Linked DNA regions of Homo sapiens: region 1 is linked to region 2. Evidence: read pairs that join two places in POLR2A ChIA-PET (ENCODE). Cell type or tissue: Panc1. All regions are shown on one strand. Links, peaks and the distances in the headings refer to the core of each region. The heading gives the core; the rest is flanking DNA. Region 1 overlaps TNS3 (tensin 3). Region 2 has its middle 9.6 kb from the start of TNS3.

Region 1 (15,175 bases), core at 3,647-11,646, 180 kb before region 2:
AGCTAATATCCAAAATCTTCAAGGAACTCGAACAAATCCTCAAAAAAAAAAAACAAATAATCCCATCAAAAAGTGGGCAAATGATATGAACAGACATTTTTCAAAAGATATACAAATGGCCAACAAACACATGAAAAAATGCTAAACATCACTAACCCCCAGAGAAATGCAAATTAAAACCACAATGCAATACCACCTTACTCCTACAAGAATGGCCAGTCATGCCCAAGGCTCTCCTGGCTGAGTGGTTGTGAGCAAGTCACGCCACTTCTGGGGCTTACTGACACAAGTGGGCCTTCTTGTTCCACTATCCAATATCCTACATTTAAATAAAATTAATCACAGAAATCTCCAAATATGCACAAAGGCAGGAGACTAGTACTACAGCCCCAGCGTAGCCATCATGCACCTTTCACCAGTGTCAGCAAGGACCACCCAGTATTCCACCAAGCTACCCACCTTGAATCTTCTCAGGCGTGGCAGAGAAGACTAATTCAACCTTCCCATAGTCAGGAAAACGGTCATCTGAAAAAAACAATGTATTTTAACACATTTGTGGAGACAATTAACCGGAAAAGTATGGACTGACTTTGTCCTTTATTCCAACCAGTACAGCACCACTCCCAAATCTGCAATAAAGACACCCCATGATACAGAAAGTATAGGCAGTTTCATTGGTTATCCATAATTTTTTTCCCCCAGGGATCAATGATCATTTTCTCCTACTTTGGGAACAATTTTGTCAGTAGGCTGAATTTTGGAAAGAGGGTAAAGGGGATAGTGAAAGAATCAACCAAGGAGGTTCAACCGCAGCTGCCCACAAGCACAGGGCCGCCAGCTCCGCGCCTCACCTTTGCTGGCATTGTCCAGATCCTCCTTCCCAAACACCAGCCCGTAGCCCTGCACAGCCCCAGTGTGAAACTGCAGGCGGAAAATGACGTCACGGGTGGCCGAGCGGTATTTCTTGTGGTAGCATTTCACCTGGGTTAGAGAGACAAAACAAAACAAAGTAGCTGCAGCGGGGGACACACGTTCCCGGCAAGGAACACACTCCGCGGAGGCCGGCACAGCAGGGCCTCCCCTCTGGACTCTGGCTGGGAGTTCACGCTTTGGAGTGGAACTTCAGCCCTGGGGCACAGGCGCCTGCAGACAGCTGGGGTGCAGGCAGAGGCACCACACTGCTGCTGCTGGGTGCGGGGCTCCACTGGAGGCTTCAATGTGTTCCCTGTGCTGCTCCTGTGGAACCGCAGCTCTGAACACCACTATCGCTAGTCCTCAGAGAGGCCACACCTAAACCCTTTCAGACCACGTGAATGTGCCCTGTTTTGGAACACATCCGAAAAATAGAATTCCATGGTCTCTTTTTTCTAGACTTTAACAACTGATTGTGATAGCTTTTCTTTGATCTCAATGCTCCATGTTGCAACTTAAAGCTTTTTGTTTTCCAAAAAGCAGCAGCCGGTCATTACTGTGTGTACTATCCTAAATGATTATGTGCATGCTGTAATTTAGAGACAGAGATACAAAGAAGGAGGAAGGGAGAGAGGGAGACAGAGAGGGTGTTGGCATTTAGACAAGTGTTCAGAATCACCCTGATGTGATCTGAACTCAAGCTGGGGTTCATGAGGTCCCCAGGGTGCAGCTCAAGCACCCTAAATGATTGTGCCAATGAGCCAAAGGGTAGAGCAAGCCCCTCCTTGCAGATGCTTGGCATGTGGGGAACGGTGGGCAGAGCAGGAGCCTGAGTGTCCTGACCTGCCTGTATAACTAGGTCCCCCCTGCTTCTTGTGACCGTGCGCAGCACTGGCATCATTGGAAGGGTTCTCAGGCCACAGCTGGGGGAGCTGCAGGGACAGGGATACCCCTCACTCAGAGATCAGGGGCAGGACCACCAGGTAGTGGCACTTTCCCAAATCCCCAGAAGGCCGAAGGCCCTGGACAGGCTGGATTCTGCTCTCAGACCAAATCGTGCACAGGCAGGTACCTCCCCAACCCCGAGGCTGTGGGGTAGTGACTACCAGAGACAGCCACGTTCCCATAAAAGAGACTTTTCTTGGAGAAAGATGGCTTTAAAATATCACATGCCTCACAACAGTAAATGAGAAGCCACCGCAGCAGGTATGATCCGGACCAGCATGCGGGAGAATTCTGCAGGGAGGGTCTTCCCTAACCAGATGAACATCCACCAGAGGAACAAAAAGCCCAGAAACCCAGCCCAGGAGGCAGGGAGCTGTGACTCCAGGCAGACCCAGAAGATGTTTACCTTTGTGCTATCTACAAGGAAAGGGACGGGTAAATAAACCAAAAAAATATAATTAAGACTGTGGAAGGATGTTCCCTGTTGACAAACATGACTGGGTCTCCCTTGTACGGCCTGGCGCTGGCCAGCGGTGCTGTAAACATGGGGCTCAGACTCAGGCCTGGCCTCCAGGGGCCCAGGAACCAGGGCGTTTGCAAGTAGAAAACTGGCATTGTGAAGAAATGTTGCCTCAATTTGCTTTCCAACAGCCAATGGCACGTTGGCCACAAATCTACCACCTCTGTCCGAGACTGACTTCTCAGCAAGACTCAATCAAAGGCTGCCCTTGCAGGGATCCTTCCAGGATGTTCTGAGAGTATCTGGGCCCCTCCTTTGAGCTCCCCATGCCCCACACTCACTACACTGACCACCCATCAAATGCTTCAACCTGGGGCATATTGTAGAGATCCCCAGAGGGAGGTCCTTCTGGCCAAGGGTAAATCCACACATGCACCCCCATTGATAGAGATGATAGCACCCACCTTTCCCTGTCTGCCTTCAAATGTGCCTGTCTGCCTCCACTAGTGCCTTGCAAATGGGGAGTGAAAAGTGGTTAGGGAAGGGAAAAGGAAAAGAGATGCCCCAATTCAAGCCAGTCTTGCTCTCAAATTTTATAAATATTTAAGGGAACCAGAGATTTAAAAAAATAAAAACAACAACACGATGTCAGCTGATAGCTCACGCAGCCTGTGCTGCCATGGGCGCCAACATTTGCCCACAGGAGTCAGGAAACTCCTCAGGAGGCAGCTGTGGGCTCAGTCCTGGCAGGCAGGGAGTGTCCTGGGTGAAAACAGAGGGAGCTGTGGGCTCCAGTACGGGCCACATAAGGGGCACAGTGGAATATCCCCAACCGCAGCTCACCGTGCCCCTCCCGTCAGTACCGCCCCGCCCAGCGCAGGGCCTCCTTCCAGGCCAGGTCCTGCCCTCCCTCTTCAGGAATCCAGGATGCTCCCCCAGGTCCCCCCACTGCTCCTCATAGCAGCTACACACAAACACACTGCTCCTCCCGCAGCAATCCCAGCTCCCTCCACATACCAGAAGGGAGGAGAAGGCAGGCCACGGTGCCCAGGAGGTACAGAGTGGCAGGAGATGGGAATCGGCCTGTCCCAAACAGGTTCCTCTCCAGGCCCCATATGATTCTCCTGTAAGATTCCTATTTTTCACAGCACAAGCTTTCAAATACTCCTAAGGCTCCACAGTGAAAGAAAGAGCGGTCTATCCCACTGGCAGAGAACAACTGCTGCCTGAAATCACGTGGCCCTCCCTTCAGGGGTTTCTCTGTGTATTTTAATGCTAACTTTGTTTGCTGGCTTGAGATCCTAACGGCCTCATCATACACAATCCCTGTTTCATATTAAACCTCTTTCCTCTTGATTAATGGAGGTAAACACCACCCTCCCCAGTCCTCCTGACCAAATCATGAACTGACTCCAGCTTCTTCTGAAAGACACGGAAAACCACAGGATTTTCCCTAACTCGGGGCTCCCAGCAACCACCATCAACACAGCAGGTCAGATCTTGAGACAAAATCCACTCACCAACCAGGAGCCCTCCATAGTGTGCAATAATTATGCATTATCTACATCAACAAATCTTTTTAGGAGCAATGGCAAGAGATCAGAATTATGCTTGTAATACTTAACAGAAAGAACAATCAACATGGTACTTGGTACGAGGGCCCCCAAATGCCTCCCTTTAAGATATAATAGTAATGCAAACATTTCGTAAAGATTAGACTGATTCAAGTCTATAATTTTCCCTTCATCCCTCCGGCTTTAACTTTATTTACCTGGGTCTCCCCAGAGTGTTTCTAGAATATGTTGATCCTTTGCCTTCAGATTTTAGAATATCTGCATTTAAAATAACAACTCAAAGATGTGCAGTCACAATTTTGTAGCATAGAAAAATGAAATAAGAAATAGCAAGCACCACAACAAAGGCTGCGCACAGCCTGTCACCATGCTATCATAGAGCCAACCACAAAAGTACGTGGGTGTGATGTTGACATCACAAATCGCTGGGAGCACTCAGATCTTGAGAAAGTTGCAGCCTCTTTAGACTTTAAATTCTCTGACTGCAAAATGAGTATTATGATATTGACCTGGCTATGTTGTTATAAAGATTAAATTAGCACTACATATTAATATAATTCATTATCCAATAATGATATGCTATATTTATATGAATATATTATTTAAAGGGCATAAGCTTCTAGAGAGAGGGCACTTGGTACTCAAAAACATATAGGGTGAATGATGATCTCAATGGGAAGGCCTGTAAGCACTCTTGCTTTCTTTTAGTCTGATGAGGCAATTCAGAAACCATCGCCAAAATTTATTTTCTAATAGTGGTATAAAAATATGCCTGTGCCCGGCCGGGCGCGGTGGCTCACGCCTGTAATCCCAGCACTTTGGGAGGCCGAGGCAGGCGGATCACAAGGTCAGGAGATCGACACCATCCTGGCTAACATGGTGAAACCCCGTCTTTACTAAAAAAATACAAAAAGCCGGTCATGGGGGCAGGCGCCTGTAGTCCCAGCTACTCGGGAGGCTGAGGCAGGAGAATGGCATGAACCCAGGAGGTGGAGCTTGCGGTGAGCCAAGATTGCACCACTGTACTCCAGCCTGGGTGACAGAGAGACACTCAGTCTCAAAAAATAAAAATAAAAATAAAAATAAAAATATGCCTGTGCCCTTGACTGGACTGGACAAGTTGCTGGTGACCAGGAACGGAGCCCTGCCTTGACCTCATTTGCTCCTGGAGTACACCAAGTCGAAGGCAGACACATGGAATTCTCAAAGAAGTTATCCCTCAATCCAGTGTTTAAAGACACTGATGACTTGCTTAACTTTAGGCCACATAAGTGTATTTTTATTTCAAACTCTCCATCAACAAGAGAAAAAGCACCATGTACCAAGAGAGTCAAGGCTTAAGGTATCAGCCCCAGGAATGCCAGTCCCCAATTCAGAAGTCAGCCCTCAGGTTCCTATCATCCCCCAATGCCAGCCGTTGCTGGGCAGCTCCTATTCAGCTCTGCTTCCCCTAAATTTACTAAGCAAAAGAGCAGAACCCTCAAAGCATCCCTAACAGAAAAGAGTAACATTCTCACTCAATGCTCCACTGGTGGCCCAGGCAACTGTCTACGCAGGCCTCAAGGAATCTGTGAACTCAGAGAATGAGTTACAACCGCATATTTGGAGGGTAAAAAGTTAGATAGCTAAGCCCCATAGGTCAAAGACTTAAGTCAGGCAGGGCCAACACTAACCATGATTTCTTCACTTGGAGCTGAAAATGACTTCAGATGTTCGCAATATTGTAATTCATGACCTAAAGCAATTGAAAGGTGGGTAAATATTGGCTGCAAACGAAAACACAACCAAGTCCACTATGCTGAGATGACAGCATGGATTAAGACCCAGCCCAGTCTAAAAGGGAGAGGAAAAGGCAATCACAAAATAATGCTGTGATGCGTCCAACAGAGATCTGTAGAAACCTCTCCTGGGGCAGAGTCTCAGGAGAACACTTTCATTTTCCCTGGCCTTATGTAAGTGCCCTCGGTAAGAAACAACCAGCAACAGCACTATTTGTTTGTGAAAACTTCTTGAGCAGGCAACACCTTTGTTTACAAGTCGGGTCACTGGAGCGAGGTTCTAGAGCCAGCAACCATGAACACAAAATTCAAGTGGCCGTGGATTTGTCCAAGCAGGGGCAGCAAGATGAAGCATGTGTTTACAAACTGTGGACCTGAGAGCCGAGACCAGGGAGGGAGCAAGCCGGATCAGGCCCCTGGAGCCCTGCCAGACTCCTGATGAGCCCGCTGCCCGCATGAATTCCTGAACAGGGTTACATAACGCCTCGGCTGCCCTCCCCATGGCACTGTCTGACAATGCCATATTTACTAAACCTCTTGAGGTTCTGCCCTTTTGAAAGGAGCAGACTTAAGAATCTGACCTTTTGGGAAAAGCACACTGCAAAGATGGGATGGGTCAGGTGTGCAGCTGGGAGGGGCCAAGCAGGGATGGGCTGGCTGTGTCGAGGCGAAGGCAGACGGTGGGTCAAGGTCAGCTTTGCTGTTGCCTGCAGCAGCTCCATCTGCTAGTAACTGAGTCCAGGGAGTGGCAAGTGGGGCTCTGTTTTCCCAAGTCACTTTCTGCAGTTAGACTTGACTCTGGCCCTTCCTTCTCTGTGAACTTGACCACTGTGATCTTTGCCAGTAAGTCCCAGTGCAGAGGCCCTCATGAGGAAAGCCAGGCAGATGTCCCTGCAGGCAAGGCAGACACCAGAACCACGGAGGGGAAAACTCAAAGAGGACAAGAGGCCTTTTGAAGGAGGAGGATTAAGGATGGCTACCCCGCCTGGGAAGCCACTTTCCGCCTTCAAAAGTACACAGACAGCCTCAGAAAACACCCAGACTGAGGGCACCAAGCCATCTGCAGTCTTCAGGGTGTAAATCTATGCACATGCTTTCTGCTCGTTAGGATCCTCTCCAAGCCATGACTGTTGCCAAAAGAAATAAAACCACCTGCATATCTGAACTTTACACAGAAAAGGCCCTGTAACTTCTTCCCCCACTACAGCCTTCTCAACTTAAGGATTGCTCAGTGAACCTGCAGCAGGGCACGTCACGCAGGCACAGGGAAAAACTGAAGGAAGGGCAAAGTGAAGGCGGCGTGGGCATCCTGTGCTGAGCATGGCAGAGTGGGTCACTGGAAGGTCGGAAGAGGCTGGAGAGGAGGAATCCGGTGCTGCTCCTGCCCTGCACACCCTCAGAACACCCAGAAGAAGCATGAACGGGAGGAGGGGATGGCTCCCGCTCCTCTCTAGGGATGCTTTGCCAATAATGAGAAACGTGCAACCGCATTTTTTTCTTCCTGTGTTGTTCCCTTAGGTCGTTTTCAGAGGGAGTCAACAGCACTGAGATTTCTGGGCTTTGGCAAAAGATGCACTCCCGACTCTGATGGGAGTGCTGGCAGTGACACCCTGGGTTTCTACTCTCCAGGTCGACCACAGATGTGAGCTCTGCTGTGAAGCCACTCCTTCTCTGACACGCTGGAAATCATCTCTCCCACCTAACCTTTAGCTCTTGCCGCCGCGCACCTTCTGCCATGCTCAGTTCCACCTGCCCTAGCTATCTGCATGCTCATCTCCCTGAAGGACCCAGACTCCCGGGAGCAGGAGCCCTGCACTGCCCACTCACGTGTCCACCGCATCTTCTCATGCAGGCCGCACGCTGAACGTGCTCAGGATAAAGGCTGGTGACAAACCACAGCCACAGGGACTGGGCCGTCAATGGCACCTGACTGCGCTAGTAATCTTACTAAACTTTCTAGGAGAGGTTTATTTAATAAACAGACTTGTTACAGGCTGAATGGTGTCCTTCCAAAATCCATAAGTTGAAGGTCTCAGCACTTCAGCATAGGGCTGTGTTTGGAGATGGGGTCTTCACAAAGGTAAATTAAAATGAGGTCATTAGGCTGGGCCCGAATGAATGATAACTGGTGTCCTTGTAAGAAGAGATGAGGACATAGACACACAGAGGGAAGCCCAGGTGAGGACACAGGGAGAAGACAGCCACCTCCAGGTCAAGGAGAGAGGCCTCAGGAGAAACCACCCTGCCCACACCTGGATCTCAGGCTCCCAGCCTCCAGGACTGTGGGAGAATCACCTCTGTTGTTTAAGCTGAGACCAAAGGGTGAAGCCTGAGTTGAGAGGTCAGGGCCAGGGTGGGTGGACAGTGCTAGATCAGCAGGGCTTGGGGACAGAATGGCGGGATCAGCTGGGGCAGCAAGAGGCGGCTGGCGGGTTCCAGTGGCCTGAGGGACACAGAGTCTGAATGCCAAGCAGGTTAGAGCCAGCAACAGGTAGAAGACCAGGAGGAGATGGCAGGCTGGAGAACGCCAGCCCAGGGTGGCCTGGAGGCCATTGGGAACACTCCCAAGGGCTGCAGGTGGGACACTGAGGAAAGGAGGCCACCGCCTCCTTCACCCACTCACGGCCCCTCTCTGCCCTGCCCCACCCTGTTCCTGGGCCTGCCTCATTTATCAAGTGCCAAACCCACACCTCCACCACACCCCTTCCAAGTCCCACCCACACCGCCCACTCAAAGCCTCATTCCAACTGCTACAACAGAGATGCATGTAATGTCTACTCAGACCACACGCTTGGGCTGCGGTGCCCACTACAGGGTGGGACAGGATAAGACGCAGCACCATGGGGAGAGGGCCTATGGGGTGGGTGGGGTGCTGGGGGCTCTTCCAGAGGGAAGAGGCAGTGGCTGCCCCAAAGACTAAGCCACAGTCTGGTCCGATAGAGGAAAGTGACCTGGTGATGCCGCAGGGTCACATCGATGCAGTTTCATCCTCTGCCAGGCGCTGTCCTGGGAGACTTATGTGACTGAGTACATTTAATCCTTACAAACCTGCACTAGGCAGAGGTCTAACACTTCCCAAAACAAAATATGCAAATATGTAAGCCCTACAAAATCTGGTTTCAACCTTCCAAGACAACGACTTTCCTTGCAAGACAGACATCCTTACAACAGCATCAGCCTTTGTGGGTGCCTCAAGCCTGGGATGCTTCATCTGTTTGTATAATAACACCCCTTCCAACCTGGAGCCAACTCACAGGACACGTCCATCTGAGTCCTCCTGTGACCTCTCCCACCCCGTCTCATCAAGGCCTCTGTAGGCTACACGGTATCAGTAGGTTCCCTCCTGCCAGAAAGCCCATGTCCCCAACGGGATCCTCTAGGGCAAAAACTTCACTCATGGGCCTAGAGCAAGCATAGCAACTCCAAAAGCACAAAACATTAAAAAAAAAGACTACTGGATGAATGACAGTAGGAAGAAGGGGCCACAGAAAATAATGAGGAGGAAGGAGGGAGGGAGCAGAGAGGAGGAAAAGGAAGAAGGGCAAGAGGAGGAGGGAGAAGTTTGTAAAGGCAGGGTGGGAGAGAAGAGAGGGGAGAAGAGAAGGAAGGAGGAGGAGGTAGCTGGGAAGAGAGGAGAGGAGCCAGGCACTTCCCAGGAGACTGCCCCCGCCCGCCTGGTCTCAGGAAGACCCTGCAGCTACCAGCCCATAAACAGCCCAGGGGAGAGGGCCCCGCCTGGTCTCAGGAAGACCCTGCAGCTACCAGCCCATAAACAGCCCAGGGGAGAGGGCCGTCCCATGCTCTTGGTGGGCGGTAGGGGGGAAGACACATCTTAGCCTGAGGGTCACCCTCTATGACTGAGTTGTTCAGCTGCCTCCCATGAGTCATCTTAAAGGGACGGAGCCGTGGGGCAATAACTACTCATCACTGAAGACCTGGTTCAGGGAGCACCCGCCCTTGAGATGCTGCCTCCCAGGGCAGGTAGAACACTACGCAAACAAGATGAGGGCGGGTGCAAATCCTACCAGCATCGCCCCCAGCCTCTCTTGGCCTATTCTTTTTTTTTTACCTCTGAGACGGAGTCTCGCTCTGTCGCCCAGGCTGGAGTGCAGTAGCGCAATTTTGGCTCACTGCAAGCTCCGCCTCCTGGGTTCATGCCATTCTCCTGCCTCAGCCTCCTGAGTAGGTGGGACTACAGGCACGCGCCACCTTGCCCAGCTTATTTTTTGTATTTTTAGTAGAGATGGGGTTTCACCGTGTCAGCCAGGATGGTCTCGATCTCCTGACCTCGTGATCCGCCCACCTCAGCCTCCCAAAGTGCTGGGATTACAGGCGTGAGCCACTGCGCCCAGCCCGGCCTCCTCTTTAAAGCTGGAACACTAGACCCAGTTCCAGAGTGGGTGGAGGAGTAAAGTGCTGAACATAGCCGGTGCTCAATACAGACTCAGGCCCTTCGTCCAACGATCCCAGGAAGTGTCCTGGGAGAAGGAGCCTCCAGGGTGAAGCCTCCTAGGAAACAAGCCCAGGGCTGCCTTCTGGACCACAGGATGTGAGGAACACCAGAGCGGATGTTTCTCTCCCCTCCTGGTCCTCCCTCTCACTTCCAGCCACAGGGATGCTGCACCATCGCTGCAGCACAGCACTGCTGAGGACAGACTTCCAGCCCAGGTCCTCCTCCTTAGGACAGTAGAACAGAGAGCTGAGGAAACGGGCCTATAAAAACGTATGACGCACCCCAAACCTCAGCTTTCTTGCCTATGAAACAGGAGGCAAGATGTTTATAAAGTGCTTACTCAATGCCTTGAAAAGGGCTGGGCCCAGCTGTTGTTCCAGACCTGCCTTCCAGGCCTGAAGAACCCCTCAATTAGGTGGTGAGCATGTGAAACAGGACAGACCTGGAGGCCCCAGAGGGACCCCGCAGGCGTGGATGGGTTTAGACTGTCTCCACCTTCAATCCTCTCCACCTTCGATCCTCGCTGATTTGATTTTTGTAAGAATTCAGGACCAGCAAGGTAGGGAGTTCACCATCCACTAAGCTAAGATTTCAAAATCTAGGGGTTACAGGGAAATTAATGAAAATCCTCAAAAACTTTGTATAGGGTATTTATAATACAATGAAAAGCTATTTCTCGAGTCACCCTACTGCCTTATAGAAGTGGGTCTTCCAAGGCCATGAAATCTTTACATTCTATGATTCTATGCATGCTGAAAGTCATACATATGCCTTAAAAGCTTACCTTATTTCAGATAAAAAATTTTCCTAAAATTATTTTAAATGTATGAATTGTTTGTATTCAAGAAAGATAAAAGGCAAAAATGTAATGGCTAATCTCCTCCAAGAACCAACACACATAAGAATCAAAATTATCTGGAGAAATCATTGTTTTGATCATTAATCAAGCTGTAATTGCACCAGCTGTATTTCACACTTTGGCTATTAATGATACATAAATATTCTATTTCTGCACCCACACTCTGGGAGGCCTGTGATCATGTGAAGAATGCAAATTATAGTCAGAACACAGGGGTTCTCAGAAGTGAGTGGCCGAGTTAGGACATTAATTTCCAGGTTGTATATCTCGAGGGGCTCTAGAATGAAAGAGAATCAAGAATGAAGATTTGTTCCGTCCCTTTAATTAAAATAGTTTTATTCAGAAAGTTAACTAAATGCCTTAAGGCAGTGGTCACCAATCTTTTTGGCACCAGGGACTGGTTTCACAGAAGATGATTTTTCCATGGACTGGTGGAGGATGGTTTCAGGATGAAACTGTTCCACCTCAGATCATCATTCTCCTAAGGAGTGTGCAACCTAGATCGCTCGCATACACAGTTCACAATAGGGTTCGCACTCTTATAAGAATCTCATGGCGCCGCTGATCTGACGGGAGGCTCAGGTGGTCATGCTCGCTCGCTGGCCCGGTTCCTAACAGGCCACAGACCGATAAGGTCCACGGCCCAGGCGTGGGGGACCCCAGTGTTAAGGTAAAAGCTACTTTTCCTTCTTCCTACAGGGTACTTTTTTTGGGGGTGAGGGTTACTGTTTTAACACAGAATCATGATTTCAAGTCATCACCACTGGGAGAGTGGGGACACCAACCCATCTGCGGCCACAGCGGGCACTCACCATGACATCTCCCTTCAGAAGCTGGGCCGGCTCGATGACGATGCAGATCCTGCTGGGGTTTTCTGGGCCAACGTTGCTTTGGGATGAAGAAGAAGGTAGATCATTATGCAACTTCATGATTTTGTGGGAAGAATACATGTAGAGAAAAGCAACCCTACAACCCAAAACTCAGAAATTACACAGAATGCCCAATCAGCCCAGAATCTAATTCCTGAGAATCTAAATGAATCTAAAAAGGTAAAGAAAGCTCCCAGGCCATGGAGGGTCCTCATAGCATCATCATGGTCAGTGACTGACTTGAAGTGACTAAGGTCCAACTCCAGAGGCCCGAGCTTGGAGACGACCATGCAGGCTTAGAGGAAGGGGCCCAGGGTGTGCACAGCCACAGTTTCAGTTACAAACTGAGGGTGCAATTCCAGAGTGACATCAGTGCACAGAGGGCCCAGAGCAAACCCAGAAATGTGACAACAGCTCTTTGTGAGTAATGAGAATATTTGTTTCCTTTACTGACTTTTCATAAAATGCCTGTCCACATACAAAAAGACAAAGAAAACTCAGGAATGTGTACAAATTTGGGGGATGTGTGGCTACGTATTGTTTAAAATGCAAAGGAGGCTAGACATGGCTCACGCCTGTAATCCCAGCACTTTGGGAAGCCAAGGCAGGCAGATCACTTGAGGTCAGGAGTTTGAGACCAGCCTGGCTAACATAGTGAAACCCCGTCTCTACAAAAATATGAAATTTAGCTGGGCATGATGGCAGGTGCCTGTAATCCCAGCTACTCGGGAGGCTGAAGCAGGAGAATCGCTTGAACCTAGGAAGTGGAGGTTGCAGTGAGTGGAGATCGTGCCAGAGCGAGATGCTCTCTCAAAAAAAATAAATAAATAAAAATGGAAAACAAAATGGAAAGGAGCGAGAAAGAAAAACCATAGTAGTGAGATCCTATCGTAGGACTCTCTCCAGTAGGCTCACAGTTAACCTTCCCTATTCTTGGGTTCCACATTCATGGACTCAACTGACTGGGGACAGAAAATATTGTGGGAAATAAATAAAAAACAAAAATGCAACCATAAAAAATAATAGAAGTTAAAAAACAATACATTGTAACAACTATTTTCACAGCCTTTACATTGAATTAGGTATTGTTATGTAATCTAGAGATGATTTAAAGTATACAGGAGAATGCTCATGGGTTATATGAAAATACAATGCCAGTTTTTTTGTTGTTGTTGTTTTCTTTTTTTTTCAGACCGAGTCTCGCTCTGTCGCCAGGCTGGAGTGCCATGGCACAATCTCGGCTCACTGCAACCTCTGCCTCTCAGGTTCAAGCAATTCTCCTGCCTCAGCCTCCCAAGCAGCTGGGACTACAGGCACACGCCACCATGCCCAGCTAATTTTTGTATTTTTAGTAGAGACGGGATTTCACCATATTGGCCAGGATGGTCTCAATCTCTTGACCTTGTGATCAGCCCACCTCCACCTCCCAAAGTGCTGGGATTACAGGTGTGAGCCACCAAGCCTGGCCTTTTTTTTTTTTTTTTTTTTTTTTGACTCTCGCTCTGTCACCTAGCCTGGAGTGCAGTGGTGTGATCTCGGCTCACTGCAACCTCCACCTCCCAGGTTCAAGTGAATTCTCCTGCCTCCACCTCGAGTGGCTGGGTTTACAGATGCACGACCCCAAGACTGGCTAATTTTTGTATTTTTAGTAGAGACGGGGTTTCACCATGATGGCCAGGGGCTCGGTGGCTCACATCTGTAATCCTGGCACTTTGGGAGGCCGAGACGGGTAGATCACTTGAGGTCAGGAGTTCAAGACAATGCCGTTTTATAAAACACACTTGAACATCCTCGGATTTGGTAATCAAAGGGGGTCCTGGAATCAATACCCCTTGAAAACCAAGGGGCCACCATACTCCAAAAAGCAAATGGCCCACTCTCCCCTCAAAATTCCAGCCCCCACGTCCTTTAATGGAGCCAACTAGTGTGACAGCCCAAAGACACTTGTGCAGGGCAGGAGGGAGGGCCAAGGCGTGATGCTGGAGCACGGGCCACGAGAGGATTTTCCCCACTGGACTCTTCTTTGGCTTCTTGGCATTCTCTGACCTGAACCCTCCCACACTCTTCCTGCGGGACAGGCAGCTGAGGGTCAGCTGCAGTTCCCTGAGCCGTCCAGGTCCCACAACAGCAGCAGCAGCAGCAGCAGCACTCACTAGATCCCGGAGGTGTACACAGGCTGCATGGCTTGGTAGAGCTTCAGAAAGGGCCGGCACACTGAAAGAAAGGCACAACTGTCTGTAGAGGCATGACCGGTACAGAACGAACAGGAATTTGGCAATCAGAAAGACAGAAAGCGACGAGGAGACCAGGAGACTGCACCTGCGGCCTTTGAGGTCTGGGAAAGCAGTGCATGGAGCCACAGGGTTGCTGCAGGAAAAGGCCGGACCCGGTCCTAGAAGCCTGCAGAGCAACACAGTTTGACCTTTATCCAAAGGGTGCCAAAGGCTCCTGAAGTGAAGCCAAGCTGCTTCAAAACCAACTAGCAGCTTGGCAAGGTCACTCTGGCCATAATGACCAGGGGGACCTGAAGGCACAGATGTACTTCAGAGACAATAGAAACCTCTGAGCAAGCACCTGCATGCGACTGGCGAGGAAGGGCAAGGGTCCTGAATCCCAGCCATGTGCTGTGTGTGCCTGCATAGGACTGGGAAGGAGAGGACAGGGCCCTGACCCTCAGCCATGTGCCATTTGCTCCTGCATGGGACAAGGGAGGAGGGATAGGGCCCTGCTGACCCTCGGCCATATACTCTGTGCACCTTTGGGGAACTGGGGATGTGGAGACAGGGCCGTGATCCCCAGTCGTGTGCTGTGCTCATCTAAGTGGGACAGGAAGGAGGGCTCAGGGCCCTCACCCTCAGCTACATGCTGTGTGCTTTCCTGTGGGGTCATTTTAAAGGAGGAGGAGGAGATGGGTTCATGAGATGCGTCAGGGGAGACTGGGTCACATTCATGCCTCTTACTGGGCTTCTTCCATGGCTTGTGACCTCAAGGCCAACTGCACAGCTGACCCACTAGGGCTGCAGCCCAGAACAATGCTTGTCTGCCCTAGTCACTGTGCATATACACAGGGGTATTTCTGATCCCCCTTGCTGGCCGCCAGTCCCTCCCCTGATTAAATAACTTGGCCCAACCACATAAACATGGGGCTCTGACCACTGAAGGGGGACCCAGTCAATCGCCAGGGAGGCAGAGGAGCAGATCCTGGGCCCTCTCGGAAGGAAAGCCGAGGCTTATCTAAATTGAGGGGCCCAGGACCAGCTCCAAGTCTGGGCCAGCCAATCGCAGGTGCCACGTCATAGGGGACACTCACCTCCACCTGTGTCGA
Region 2 (15,175 bases), core at 3,498-11,497:
ACTGCTACCCACACCCAAGCCAGATGGCCCCACCGGCCACACTGCCCTTGTTGGGGTAGCAATGGAATGGGATGCCCCAACCACACCTTTGTTTCTAGAAAAACTGTGACTTGGGTGCTCATTCGTGCAGTGTCTGTGGTTATATTCCCTGGCAGTGTCCCAAGAAAGGAGAAGAAAAACCGGGCTCCAGTATCCCCACGCACTCTGTGTTGGCTGGGATGGCTGTTCCCCGGGTTCCCCACACCTCGTCTAGAGGCACATGAAGGGAAGCCTCTCTGGATCCCCAATCGGGACCTGGGCCCCTTCCAGAGCTTCGCTTCCCCAGCCCAGGGCCTCCCCACTTCGCAGGCTGCAACTTCAAGTTTCCAAGAAATTAAACAAAAACAGGGCATGAACCAGTATCTGAAAAAGGGAATGTGCATTTTTTCCATCCTTAGCCATCCAAAAAAAACTCAACTTTGAAAACAAAAGTCTCCAACATTTAGCTGAAAAAAAAAAAAAGCAGCAATATGCCAAGAGTGGCCTCTCCCTCCTAGTATGCCAAGCAGAGGGCAGGGGAGTCTGGGCAAGAAACTCCCGCCAATCTCCTTCCTCCCTGAGCCCTTCTTTGCAGACTCATTCTTGCTCCTCCCCTGTAGGAGTTTTAGAAGATGTGTTGGAAGCTTGTCATTGCAATGAAGATTGTCTTTGCCACCGCAAAAATCTGAATTTGTATCCCTAGATCAAGGGAGGTATATGAGCAAGGACTTGGATATTTTTCCTTATTTCTTACTTTCTGTCACTGAAAATATTTCCCAAAGACCAACTGAAAGAGACAGCAGGAAACATTACACAGGATGGAGTTACAAAGCTCTACAGCGCATTCAGAGAACTGTGGAGTTGGAACATGAGCAAATGCCTGTGTTTTGCCTTAAGATACTGAGTCTCGGCCGGGCGCAGTGGCTCACACCTATAATCCCAGCACTTTGGGAGGCCGAGGAGGGCAGATCACAAGGTCAAGAGATCGAGACCATCCTGGCCAATATGGTGAAACCCCGTCTCTACTAAAAATACAAAAATTAGCTGGGAGTGGTGGCACGCACCTGTAGTTTCAGCTACTCAGGAGGCTGAGACAGGAGAATCGCTTGAACCCAGGAGGCGGAGGTTGCAGTGAGCTGAGATCGCACCACTGCACTGCAGTCTGGGTGACAGAGCAAGACTCTGTCTCAAAAAAAAAAAAAAAAAGATACTAAGTCCCTTGAGACTCTTACTAGAACACCTGGCCCTTTCCTCTCTTCCTTTTTCTCTTCCCAAACACACGAATCCTCACCTACAGCTCAACAAAGTGGGCTTTACAGTTGCCAGGCCTGGCTAGAGGCACCTGAGCTTTTCCGTGTCTCAGAACCTTTTCGGAATTTACATAACCTTGGTGTTTGTGATGGCTCATGTCAGATGTCAACTTGATTGGGCTAAGGGTTGCCCAGATAGCTGGTAAAATGTGATTTCTGGGTGTGTGGGTAGCGTGTTTCTGGAAGAGCTTAGCGTTTGAATGGGTAGACTGAGTAAAGCAAATCCATCCTCACCAGTGTGGGTGGGCACCATCCAGTCCTTCAAGGGCCCAAGTAGAACAAAAAGGCAGAAAAAGGGTGAGTTCTTCCTCTTCCTTCTTGAGCTGGAACATTCATTTTCTCTTGCCCTCAAATATCAGTGCTCCTGGTTTTCAGGCCTTTGGACTCAGACTGGCAATTACACCACCAACTTTCCTGGGTCTTCAGTTTGCAGACATAGTTGTGTGAGCCATAATTGTGTGAGCCAATTCCTATAATAAATTTCTTCTAGGCCAGGTGCAGTGGCTCACGCCTGTAATCCCAGCAATTTGGGAGGCCGAGGCGGGCAGATCACGAGGTCAGGAGATCGAGACCATCCTGGCTAACACGGTAAAACCCTGTCTCTACTAAAAAATACAAAACAAAAAAAAAATTAGCCAGGCGTGGTGGCAGGAGCCTGTAGTCCCAGCTACTCGGGAGGCTGAGGCAAGAGAATGGCGTGAACCCGGGAGGTGGAGCTTGCAGTGAGCCGAGAATGCGCCACTGCACTCCAGCCTGGGCGACAGAGTGAGACTCTGTCTCAAAAATAAATGAATTAATTAATTAATTAAATTTCTTCTATAGATCTGCATATGCCCTATTGGATCTGTTTCTCTGGAGAACCCTAATACAGCACCTTGTTTCCAAAAACTGCACCTGCACACCAACTTCTACAAACATGGACCCTGGGAGCCCACTTTGTGGATGCCCACTGCATGGATGCAGATTCAGTTTCTTTTTCTTCTTCTTCTTCTTCTTCTTCTTCTTTTTTTTTTTTTGTAGACAGAGTTTTGCTCTTGTTGCCCAGGCTGGAGTGCAATGGCGCAATCTTGGCTCACCACAATCTCCGCCTCCCAGGTTCAAGCAATTCTCCTGCCTCATCCTCCTGAGTAGCTAGGATTACAGGCATGTGCCACCACGCCCGGCTAATTTTTGTATTTTCAGTAGAGACGGGGTTTCTCCATGTTGGTCAGACTGGTCTTGAATTCCCAACTTTAGGTGATCTGCCCACCTCGGCCTCCCAAAGTGCTGGGATTACAGGCATGAGCCACCGCGCCCGGCCCATGCTCTTCTTCTTAACATACCTACAGGGACTTCGTGCCCTGTGCCAGCCCCATGGCCCTCTGCTTCTAGGATCACTGCAGTAAAAAAACAGAGCCTGAATGAAGTCAACATTGGTTACTCTGGTTGGATCTGAGATTCCAGATTTTTCCGACTGCAAGAACCTTCAGTCAATGGCCCCTTCACTACCCCTAACACATGCTTGACTGACTCCAATGATGGGGATCACTCAGCTTGGTAGAAATCAGCCCATTCTTTGCCCAGTAGGAAGGCCTTTCTTGGAAAGCAGTGATACTCTGATGACATCATGACAGATGTCTCCCAATAGCTATAAGGGAACAGGAGAGGGAGCCTGGGGAGGGCTCTCTGCAGGGGCTGCCTGAGAATCAGGAGTCTGCCAGGCAGACCTTCCTGGAGCCATGTGGGTGGAGGAGGGGCAGGCTGCAGGTGCAAAGCGGGAAGCCCTGTAAGAGCTTGGTGTCGGTGCGAGGGGGCAGTGCTTGAGCCTGTGCCAGGCAATGCAAGGAGATGGCCAGAGGGGACAAAGACAGGTGGTGAGAGAGAGCCCACAGGAGGCTGCCAAGAGCTTAGGCTGGAGAAACATGCAGGAGGGGGCCAGATGGTGGAATGGCTAAACTTGGATCCTTTAAATTCAGGTAGATTTTAGTAAGAATCCTGGAGCTGCATCACAAACACCTCTGCAAGCCTCAGTTTTCTAACCTGTAAAATGAGGGTATTAAAACTAAAGCCACATGGACTTTATGAGAACTGGGCGAGATTGCCCTCCTGAAGCTCTTAGCACAGTGCCTGAGGCATAAGGAGAACTTGGCAAACCACGGCTGTTTGGGAGGTGCCGTCAGCCTGGGCGGGCCTTGGAGATTGGCTGGAGAGGGGAGTGAGTGCAACCAGCCTTGAGAGGCGCCCTGGCCTGAGAGTGACCGCTGGTCCCACAGGGTCTGGTGCCTTAGGGGTACTCACAGAAATATAGACCAAAGCAGCTAGATCATTGGCTTAGGGCTCTGTGGTTTTGCTTTGTGGGCCGGGCGCAGTGGCTCATGCCTGTAGTCCCAGCACTTTGGGAGGCTGAGGCAGGAGGATCACTTGAGGTCAGGAGTTCGAGACCAGTCTGGCCAACATGGTGAAACCCTGTCTCTACTACAAACACAAAAATTAACTGGGCCTGGTGGTGAACACCTGTAATCCCAGCTACTCAGGAGACTGAGGCATGAGAATTGCTTGAACCCAGGGGCAGAAGTTGTATTGAGCTGAGATCTCACCACTGCACTCCAGCCTGAACAGAGTGAGATTCCGCCTCAAATAAAATAATAATAATTAATAAATAAAAACAATTATGAATTGGAGAAGGGAATGTCTATTCAAATGTTTTATGTCCACTTGGCAGCAGTCCACTGGAAACGTAAAGCCCTTTGCAGCTACCTGACTGACGGCTAGGAGCCCCACATAAGGGAAAAGCCAGTTCTGCTGGCTCCCTCTGTCGCTTTGCCTGGAAGGGCCTCTTTCCGCTTATTCTAGAAAACTTCCAACTTGGCCAGGCGTGGTGGCTCATGACTGTAATCCCAGCACTTTGGGAGGCCAAGGCAGGTGGATCGCCTGAGGTCAGGAATTCAAGACCAGCCTGGCCTACACGGTGAGACCCCGTCTCTACTAAAAATACAAAAAAATTATCTGGGCATGGTGGCAGGTGCCTGTAATCCCAGCTACTCGGGAGGCTGAGACAGGAAAATTGCTTAAACCCAGGAGGTGGAGGTTGCAGTGAGCTGAGATCGTGCCATTGCACTCCAGCCTGGGCAACAAGAGTGAAACTCCGTCTCAAAAAAGAAAAGAAAACCTCCAGCTCATCCACCAGGTTTCTGCTAGGAGCCTGCCTGGCTGCCCCCCATCACCTCAATGGAGTGTAATCTTCTGGTCTAGACTGGCTCTGACTCAGAGCCGCACAAATTTTGGGAATGGTTTTCATCTCCACAACACCCCTTCCTACCTTTCATGCTGTATGTCCTTTGCACAACATACCAGTTTCTAAAAATTAAGACTACAGTTGTCTAGTTTTCTGAAAAATGATGTCATTTTCTACAAGGAAATGAACCTAGGAGGGGAAAGTCCAGTGACTGCCCACCCGCCCCCATGCACAAGTCTCCACAGTGCCTGGCCCCATATGCTCAGGTCCTCTTCTGATGCCACTGCAGGCACCACAGTCATTAACTAAACTTCCCTCAGTGCTGCCGTTGTGTCAGTTTTCCTCATACGCACCAGGAACTAAAAAACACTCCTTGAATCAAAGTAAACATTATCACTTAGATACACCCAGATTTTATTCCCCAAGTGCCATCAAAAGAAACTAGCGGCTGGGTGCGGTGGCTCACGCCTGTAATCCCAGCACTTGGGAGGCTGAAGCAGGTGGGTCTCCTGAGGTCAGGAGTTCGAGACCAGCCTGGCCACTATGGTGAAACCCCGTCTCTACTAAAAATACACAAATTAGCTGGGAGTGGTGGCAGACACCTGCAGTTACAGCTAATCAGGTGACAGGAGAATCGCTTGAACCCGGGAGGCGGAGGTTGCAGTGAGCCGAGATTGTGCCACTGCACTCCAGCCTAGGCGACAGAGTGAGACTCCGTCTCAAAAAAAAAAAAAAGGAAAAAAAAAGAAACTACCAAGACCCAGGCCGGGCACAGTGGCTCACACCTGTAATCCCAGCACTTTGGGAGGCTGAGGCAGGTGGATCACCTGAGGTCAGGAGTTTGAGACCAGCCTGACCAATATGGTGAAACCCTGTCTCTACTAAAAATACAAAAGTTAGCCGGGCGTGGTGGCTCATGCCTGTAATCCCAGCTACTTGGGAGGCTGAGGCAGAAGAATTGCTTCAACCTGGGAGACGGAGGTTGCAGTGACCGGAGATCACGACACTGCACTCCAGCCTGGGTGACAGAGTGAGACTCCATCTCAAAAAAAAAAAAAAATAGCAAGAGTCTGCTTCTGGTTTCCTGGGTAGGATTCCAGAATGTTCTCTGCTGTGTCTAGACTTGGAGAAGAAAGCTCTGTGGCGATGTTCTTAGGTCAGCATCCTGCTCACTCCCATACTTGGGCCTGGGACGTTGCTGGCACAGCCTGTGGGGGAGCAATGAGCAGCTAAGAATCTGACAGCAGGAAGACAGCCAGAGTGGAAGTGGCATGAGACACCTGTGTGAGCAGGCACTCCCTCTCCCTCCCTCCCTCCTTCCTCCCCTCTCTCTCTCCTCTTCTCTCCCCTTCTTTCTCTCCCTGACCCTGCCTTTTCTTCCTTTCTGCCTCTCCTTCTCTTTTTCTCCTTTTCTTTCCTCTTCTCTCTTATGGTCTCTCTCTTTCTTTCTCTCTCTCTCACTTCTTTCTTTCTTCCATCTTCCCTTCTTCTCCCCCCTTCCCTCTGTCATCTCTCTCTCTCTCACTCTCTCTCTCTTCCTCTCTCTTTAGATTACAGTGGCATAATTTTCTCTCTCCCCTTTATCTTTCTTCCTGTCTCTCCTTTCTCCTTCTCTCCCCCTGCCCCTCACTGTCTCTCCCCCTTTCTCAATCCTTCTCTCCCTATCCCTTTCTCACCTTCCCTCTTCTTCTTTCTCTCTCTTAGGACACATATCCAAAGAACAACAGGACTCAGATGAAAACTGGATGACAATTAGAAGAACTATTTCTCAGGGCTGGGCGCAGTGGCTCACACCTGTAATCCTAGCACTTCAGGAGGCCGAAGCCGGTGGATCATGAGGTCAGGAGGTCAAGACCAGCCTGACCAACATGGTGAAACCCTGTCTCTACTAAAAACACAAAAATTAGCCGGGCATGGTGGTGCATGCCTGTAACCCCAGCTACTCAGGAGGCTGAGGCATGAGAATCGCTTGAACCTGGGAGGCAGAGGTTGCAGTGAGCTGAAATCACGCCATTTCACTGAAGCCTGGGCAACAAGAGCAAAACTCTGTCTCAAAAAAAAAAAAAAAAGAAAGAAAAAGAGAAAAGAAAATAATGCCGGCCAGAGGCGGTGGCTCACGCCTGTAATCGCAGCACTTTGGGAGGCCGAGCCAGGCGGATCACCTGAGGTCAGGAGTTTGAGACCAGCCTGACCAACATGGAGAAAGCTCGTCTCTACTAAAAATACAAAATTAGCCTGGTGTGGTGACGCGTGCCTGTAATCCCAGCTACTCGGAAGCCAGAGGCAGGAGAATCGCTTGAACCCGGGAGGTGGAGGTTGCGGTGAGCTAAAATTGTCCCATTGCAATGCAGCCTGGGCAACAAGAGCAAAACTCCGTCTCAAAACAAAACAAAACAAAACAAAAAACAAGAAAGTAATCCCCATCTCCCTCACTGTAAAGGGTTTCAATGAACAAGAAGATAATTTGGACAAAGCAATCTATGAAACAAAGAGAAACAAGCTATGATGACGTTGATATGTGACTTGGGTATTGCACATGAACAATAATTAGTATGTGAGTAGGCAAAATAGCTAGGCATGGTGGTGCTCACCTGTGGTCCCAGCTACTCAGGAGGCTGAGGTGGGAGGACAGCTTCAGACCAGGCGTTCGAGACTGCAGCGAGCCATGACCATGCCATTACACTCCAGCCTGGGCAGCACAGTGAGACCCTATCTCTAAAGTAAATAAATAAAAATAACATAAAATGCCAGAACGCGTGTTTACTGTGTGGCTTTGGCAAGTTCATTAATTTCTCTGTGCCTCAGAGAAACTGTGCCTCAGTTTCTTCTTCTGTGAAAAATGGAGATGATACCAGAACCAATCCTAGCAGGCTGCTGTGAACACTAAGTACATGTTCTATGATCCATTTAGAACTGTGTCGAGCAGTTCGTGCAAATGTAGCCACTATGACTATCTCACCCTCAGTGCTACCCCAGGGGCAGCTTATCCCCTAAACATAATGACCACTGAATTAGGGGCTGTCAAGAGAAGACAGCAGCAAAGCAAGCTACCGAAGTTGGCTTCATCTCCTCCCTAGCTCCGCCCGAAGCCAAAAAATCTGCCCGAGGTGTTTATTCCAAACCTGACTGATCATGAAAATCACATTGGAGGAGGGGGCGGTTAAACATTCAGATTCCTGAGCCCAGATCCTCTAAATTCCAGGGCTGGGTCCAGGAATGTGCTAAAAAACAAACAAAAAAAAAGCCTCCAGGTTTTGTACTTACTGCATGAGAAAGGAAAATGTACATATTTAAGGGGAGTGCCTTGCTATCTTGGAGCATTATTAACCTGAGCCTCTTTTGTAGTTAAAGACTGTTTTTCATTGGGAAACAAAAATCTGCAGATTTTTAAACTAGTTCAAGAATTTAGCTGGGCATATTCCCAAGGGTTTGAAGGAAAGCGTTCTGATCTGCGGAATTCCTCAGCTGCACTGCGTGCTCTGAGATCACAGCTCTGGCTGCCCTAACCAGCCTGGGCCCCTGCTCCGCAAGACTCACCCACATGGACTTCAGGAGGGGTTTGGGGGCAAACCTGTGGCAATCAAATATATTCTTAAAATTGGAGAGGCGACCAGAAGCATTGAACTCAAGACAATATGGTTTTCAGAGAAGGTATTTTGAAGGATCTCCACTGAAAATCCACTTTCCATGCAAAGGGCAGAAGAGTTTCTCCAACGGGTGGCCCAGATTATAAAGCGCAAGGAAGGAGCTCTGCCCTTGCCGGACCACACACGTACGTGATCCACTTTACTCCCTTGTACCTGCCTCAGTAGCTCTCAAGGCCTTCTGGCCAGAATGACCAAAGTCACCTTGCTCAGAGGCTGCCAAATAGCACCCGGAGAAAACCCAGGCTCCCCCCAGGGCTGACTCAGATTATTTTGTGAATTTACACCGTTGTTTTTTTTTTTTGTTTTTGTTTTTGTTTTTGTTTTTTGAGACAGAGTCTCACTCTCTGACCCAGGCTGGAGTGCAGTGGAGTGATCTCAGCTCACTGCAACCTCTGCCTCCCAGGTTCAAGCAGTTCTCCTTTCTCGGCTTCCCGAATAACTGAGACTAAGGCGCGCACCACCATGCCTGGCTAATTTTTGTATTTTTAATAGAGACAGGGTTTCGCCATGTTGGACAGGCTGGTCTCAAACTCCTGACCTCAGGTGATCCACCCAGCTCAGCCTCCCAAAGTGCTGGCATTACAGGCATGAGCCACCGTGCCCGGCCGTGAATTTACATCTTTACATGATGATAAAACAGAGCATCATACCACACTCCAACGTGGCTGTTGCCAACTTTTACACTCTGCAGATCCCAGATGAAAGTCCCGGTCGGGCGCGGTGGCTCACGCCTGTAATCCCAGCACTTTGGGAGGCCAAGGCGGGCAGATCATTAGGTCAGGAGATCGAGACCACGGTGAAACCCCGTCTCTACTAAAAAATACAAAAAAATTATCCGGGCGACATAGCAGGCGCCTGTAGTCCCAGCTACTCGGGAGGCTGAGGCAGGAGAATGGCGTGAACCCGGGAGGCGGAGCTTGCAGTGAGCCGAGATCGCACCACTGCACCCCAGCCTGGGCGACAGAGCCAGACTCCGTCTCAAAAAAAAAAAAAAAAAAAAAAGTCCCCTCGCCCTCTCTCTGCCTGCCTCTGAACTCCCTTGAAGTGTGTCATTGATTAGGAAGCTGGAGCTCTGCCCTGGTCTTTTTGATGCCGGGCTAGCCCACAGAGGCTGCTGCATTGCTGCTGTTGGGGTGGTTGTTTTTTTTTCAGCAGCATTACTTTTTATTTCTAAATAAGTAAATAAACATTCAATCATGCCACTATTTTCCTTCCACTCTGGAAATCTTCAGAGTTCCAGCATGATGAGGCACAGCAGTTACTGGTCCCCTATCTCTGTCCCACCTTCCTCTCCCCAGTGAAAAGCCCCAGCCAAGCGAAGCAGTAAATAATTTCTCAGCATCAGGCACCTACCCAACGCCCATTACAACGGACAAAAGATGAAGCCTTACCTTGCCCTCCCTTGGCTCCGGAGAGCAAGCTGGGAGATGGCAAAGGAATTTGAACATAGCAGGTCATGGCCACGCGCCTCTGTGGCACCTGAGCTTTCTGTGAACCATTTGGCTGCTGCTATGGGACTCTTAAAAGTCAAATTTTTTGGCCGGGCGCAGTGGCTCACGCCTGTAATCCCAGCACTTTGGGAGGCCGAGGCGGGTGGATCACGAGGTCAGGAGATCGAGACCATCCTGGCTAACATGGTGAAACCCCGTCTCTACTAAAAATACAAAAAATTAGCCGGGCGTGGTGGTGGGCGCCTGTAGTCCCAGCTACTTGGGAGGCTGAGGCAGGAGAATGGCATGAACCCGGGAGGCAGAGCTTGCAGTGAGCCGAGATTGCGCCACTGCACTCCAGCCTGGGCAACAGAGAGAGGCTCCGTCTCAAAAACAAAACAAAAACAAACAAACAAACAAAAAAAGTCAAATTTTTTGATAGGAGATCAAACCACTTGGGGATGCTGAGACAAGAGGATCGCTTGAGGCCAGGAGTTCAAGACCAGCCTGGGTAACATAGTGAAACCTCATCTTTGCAAAAATGAATAGATAAATAACTAGCAGCATGGTGACACGCACCTGTGGTCCTAGCTACTTGGGAGGCTGAGGCAGGAAGATGGCTTGAGCTCAGGAGTTCAAGGCTGCAGTGAGCCGTGATTGCACCACTGCACTCCTGTGTGACAGAGCAAAACCCTGTGGCTACAAAATAATAAAATGAAATGAAATCCAAGCCATTAGATAGTCTCAGCAATTAATATAAAACCTTCTTCCTAGCCTTGCAGGCTTCAGGATTCATTTTAGGCAGAGAATCCTCATTCTGCAAAGGAAAGCCACAGAAAGTGATAACAACGAATCACAAACTTACAGGTTGCCTGAGTCAAGGCTTTCTTCATCTTATCTACCAGGAACAAAACGAGGGGTACATTAACCACAGCAGCTGCCTGCAGCTCTCTGCCTCCCCAGGCCACCAGAGTGTGTGTCTGACCCAGCACCCTCACCCTTCTTGGTGTAAGAAGAAACACTTTGAATTGAACATACATGTTTATATATGGGAAAGACAGATTCGTCTTTCCAATATTGGGGTTCCTGTATGTTTTAGTTTTGTTAATTTTTTTTTTTTGAGACACAGTTTCACTCTTAGTTGCCCAGGCTGGAGTGCAGGGGCATGATCTCGGCTCACTGCAAATTCCACCTCCTGGGATCAAGCGATTCTCCTGTCTCAGCCTCCCAAGTAGCTGGGATTACAGGCACCCGCCACCTTGCCGGGCTAATTTTTTTATTTTTAGTAGAGACAGGGTTTCACCATGTTGGCCAGGCTGGTCTCAAACTACTGACTTCAGGTGATCCGCCCACCTCGGCCTCCCAAAGTGCTGGGATTACAGGTGTGAGCCACCGTGCCTGGCCAGTTTGGTTGATTAAAAGATTCTTTTTTTTTATTTTGAGACAGACTCTTGCTCTGTCACCCAGGCTAGAGTGCAGTGGCACAGTCTTGGCTCACTGCAATCTCCACCTCCGAGTTCAAGCAATTCTCCTGCCTCAGCCTCCTGAGTAGCTTGGACTACAGGTGCCCACTACCATGCCCAGCTAATTTTTTGTGTTTTTAGGAGGGATGAACTTTTGCCATTTTTGCCCAGGCTGGTCTTGAACCCCTGGGCTCAAGCTATCCACCTGTCTTGGCCTCCCAAAGTGCTGGAATTATAGACATGAGCCACCACGTATGGCCTAAAAGGTTCTACTTATTTAAAAGCCACATCCAGGTGCAGTGGCTCATGCCTGTGATCTCAAGGTGGGAGGAATTGATTGAGGCTAGGAGTTAGAGAATAGCCCTGGCAACATAGCAAGACCCTGTCTCTACAAAAAAATTAAAAAAAAAAAATGAGTTTGGCATGATGGCACACACCTATAGTCCTGGCTACTGGGGTGGCTGAGGCAGGAGGATCATTTGAGCTCAAGAGTTTGAGGTTGCAGTGAGCCTTGATTGTGTCACTGTGATACAGGAGTGCTGGGAAGGGAAGAGTGTGGTCCCTTTAAATGATGTGGAAGCGGGGAAGAGAAGTGCTGGGAGGAATCTGAACACAGCAGGTCATGGCCTCTGCTACACCTCAGCTTTCTGTGGACCATTTGGCTACTGCTATGGGACTCTTAAAAGTCAAAATTTTTTTTAAATAAGAGATCCAGCCACTTGAGGATGCTGAGGCTGAAGGATTGCTTGAGGCCAAGAGTTCAAGACCAGCCTGGGCAACATAGTGAGACCTCATCTTTACAAAATACAAAATTAATTAATTAATTAAAAACTATCAGAGCATGGTGGCAAGCATCTGTGGTATTAGCTGCTTGAGAGGGCGTGGTCCCTGGCTAGGGCTCCACCCCCACAGACCTAGGTGAAGACAGGCACTTCTGTCTTCATGCCCAAATGTTGCATTTTCCAAGACCACCCTGGCCCACTATGCCCCCATCTTGAGTCTATAAAAACCTAAGACCGGCCGGGCACAGTGGCTCATGCCTGTAATCCCAGCACTTTGGGAAGCCGGGGCGGGCAGCTCACAAGGTTAAGAGATTGAGACCATCCTGGCTAATACGGTGAAACCCTGTCTCTACTAAAAATACAAAAAATTAGCTGGGCATGGTGGTGGGCACCTGTAGTCCCAGCTACTTGGGAGGCTGAGGCAGGAGAATGGCATGAACCTGGGAGGCAGAGCTTGCAGTGAGCCAAGATCACACCACTGCACTCCAGCCTGGGTGACAGGGTGAGACTCTGTCTCAAAAAACAAAACAAAACAAAACAAAACAAAATAAAAATAAAACCCAAGACCCTAGCAAGGCAGAGACACACAAGCAGCTGGATGTTGTAAGGAATACATCGGTGGAAGAAGACATAAGTGGCTGGTTGTCAAGAGCATGCCGAAGGAAGAGCACACTGACAGGCACCAGCAGGCCAGCACACCAGTAGGCCAACAACTGGCAGAACGACATGGAGTTTGGCCGAGGCAGCTGGAAGAGAGCCCAGGCTGCCGAGTGGCCCGACTCCAGGGGAAAACAGTCTCCCTCTGGCTCCCTCGTCTGCTGAGAGCTACTTCCAGTCAATAAAACCTTGCACTCATTCTCCAAGCCCACATGTGATCTGATTCTTCCAGTACACCAAGGCAAGAAACCTTGGGGTACAGAAAGCCCTCTGCCCTTGTGACAAGGTAGAGGGTCTAATTGAGCTGACCAACACAAGCCACCTATAGATGGCAGGCTAAAAGAGCACCCTGTAACACACGCCCACTGGGGCTTCAGGGGCCATAAACATTCATTCCTAGACATTGGCATGGGGTCAGAGCCCACAGCCTGCCCGTCTGTATGCTCCCCTAGAGGTTTGAGCAGCTGGGCACTGAAGAAGTGAGTCACACCCCCATCACACTCCCTGCAAGGGGAGCAAGGGAACCTTTCCCATTTCAACTGGGGGCTCGCCCGGGATCCTGGAAGGTGAGTGTAAACAAATGTGAAACTGTCGGGTCTGCGTCTCTTCCAAAAGCTTGCCATCTTTCTCTTTCCTGCAGGTAAGAGGCTGATTCCCTTCAGAAACTCTGCCCTAACTGGCCAGTGAAAACCCCCAGACTTTTTTTTTTTTCTCTCACACAGCTCAAAATGATTCTTATCTCTTCCTTTATAATGTTAAGAGTTTTGCTACATGCTGCAGCAATGTTACTAAGTAAAATGACCATTAGGCTCAGACGCCAAAGGTGCAAATCAGACCAATTGTTCCTGGAGGTGCCATGTATACCTCCACCTCAACAGGCACAGGCACGCAGTGCTAAGGGCACCTCTCCTTATCCTTTTCCCTCCTCGCTCAGGCACCTAGGTGTGCCCACAGAAGGCCATGAGTGGGTGTGGGAGAAAGCTGTGACAGTAGCCATGAACCCACAGTAGCTGCACTCCCACAGGGCCAACAGATGGGCGCTTTCTTTCTTTCCCTGGCCAACGAATTAGAGATGGTCTGAACCAGGGAAAAAATATAAGGATTAGAAAGGCCCAGTTGCACTAAGCAAAGTGTTCTTCCCCAGAATCTTCCCCTTTTCCCCCTTAAATTGTTTTTCTCTTTTTTCTTTTTCTAAGTGAGAGTCCCCCCACAACCCCCACTCTTTCTGATAGGAAAGTTAACAGAGGAACAACCCCTGCTGTCTGAGAACTGCAAATTTGGCAGGGCACATTTGAGACACTCTAAACACATACAAATAGCCTCTAAAATATCTTTTCAGTCCCAAACTGGATTCCAAGCTTCAGGCAGAGGCCCTAGAAAGAAATCCACGTCTGAGGGATCCAAAGCGAGGCAACAGGAACGATGTAAACGGGCAGGACCAATTCCTGCTGACTAAACCCCCACACGTCATGGAAGAAGGCCATGCTTCATGGCATAAACAGGCCCAGGGAACTCAGTTTACCGACAGCAGGGAGAAAGGGAAGCATAGGTGAGGGCGGTTAATTCCTATTCTCCAGGTTTTCCCTGCTTCATGGATACGTACCACATCAGTACCCATGGCTGGCACCTGCCAAGTTTGCCGGGGCTCAGGGATAAAGGGTGGAGAGTGAAGGGAGGATGCTCGCTTTCTCTATTCATCACACCCTGAGTTTTTGCTGAGAGAAGGAAGGGAATGAGGGATGCCTCTATTCCCTGTCTTTCAGAATGGGCAACCCGTTCTCTTCACCACCCCCAGCTTATACTCCTCTGGAGTGTATCCTGAACCACTGGAACTGCTTGGACTCTCAGAGTCTGGAGGAAAAGTGCCTCATATCCCTCTGCACAAAGGTTTGGCCAAATTATGATTCACAGGAAAGACTGGCTTGGCCTCAGGGAGGAACCATTCATTTCAATACAATCTGGCAATTGGAACTTTTCTGTAGATGTGAGGGCAGGTAGTCTGAGGCTCCATATGTGTAGGCTTTCTGTACCTTGCAAGGACCTTTGCCGACAGTGTAGGATTGATCTAGCCTTCCTGTTTGCCATCTCAAGGAAGGCTGCAAGGGGCAAGCCCAGGGAAGTAAAGACACGAGTGCCAGAGGCACCCCCAGCAGAGGAGCCAGCTCCCTCAAACCCTGTTCCTCCAAGTTCACCCCTGCCTCCTTCTACAGCTTCAGCGTCTCACTTGCCCACTCCTAAAAATCCTCCCCCTAAACAAGCCCCAGTCTCACTTTTGCCCCTCCAACAAATGCCCAGTGAATTTGGGCCCAGTAAGGTCCAGGTCCCCTTCTCCCTACGGGACTTAAAGTAAATTAAGGAAGATCTTTGCAAGTTTTCAGATGACCCTGATAGATAAATAGAGGCTTTCCAGAATTTCACCCAAATATTTGAACTCTCCTGGAGAGATGTTATGTTACTTTTGAATCAGACCCTGATGGACACTGAGAAACAGGTCGCTCTTCAAGCAGCAGAGAGATTTGGGGATGAGCTTTGTGTCACATATAGCATCAGGGAAGGGGGTGAACATTATCCAACCTGAAGAGAAGCAGTACCAGTGAATGACCCTACATGGGATCCCAGTGACAAGATGGAAGATGAGAAGAGGAAACACTTTC

What was found. Peaks named below come from ENCODE experiments on the same cell type or tissue, not always from the same donor. Only the 100,000 strongest peaks of a DNase experiment are listed, where the experiment ranks them.
Region 1: POLR2A ChIA-PET joins it to region 2 with 11 read pairs; 3 of 35 experiments call an interaction of 5 or more read pairs at or near these places.

The regions. Positions count from the first base shown.
Region 1 is chr7:47,399,934-47,415,108 of GRCh38, forward strand. It overlaps TNS3 (tensin 3), which reads right to left. Exons shown (of 31, transcript NM_022748.12): 11 at 15,161-15,175; 12 at 14,004-14,064; 13 at 11,794-11,869; 14 at 852-981; 15 at 460-525. Among named protein-coding and RNA genes, the nearest start is that of SNORD151, 57 kb to the right of the region's middle. RefSeq lists enhancers at 541-1,450, 3,197-3,705. In Panc1, for the core only: no CTCF peak of the experiment used is centred there; no DNase peak of the experiment used is centred there; H3K27ac peaks cover 2,041 bases.
Region 2 is chr7:47,584,082-47,599,256 of GRCh38, forward strand. No RefSeq gene overlaps it. Among named protein-coding and RNA genes, the nearest start is that of TNS3, 9.6 kb to the left of the region's middle. In Panc1, for the core only: no CTCF peak of the experiment used is centred there; no DNase peak of the experiment used is centred there; H3K27ac peaks cover 8,000 bases.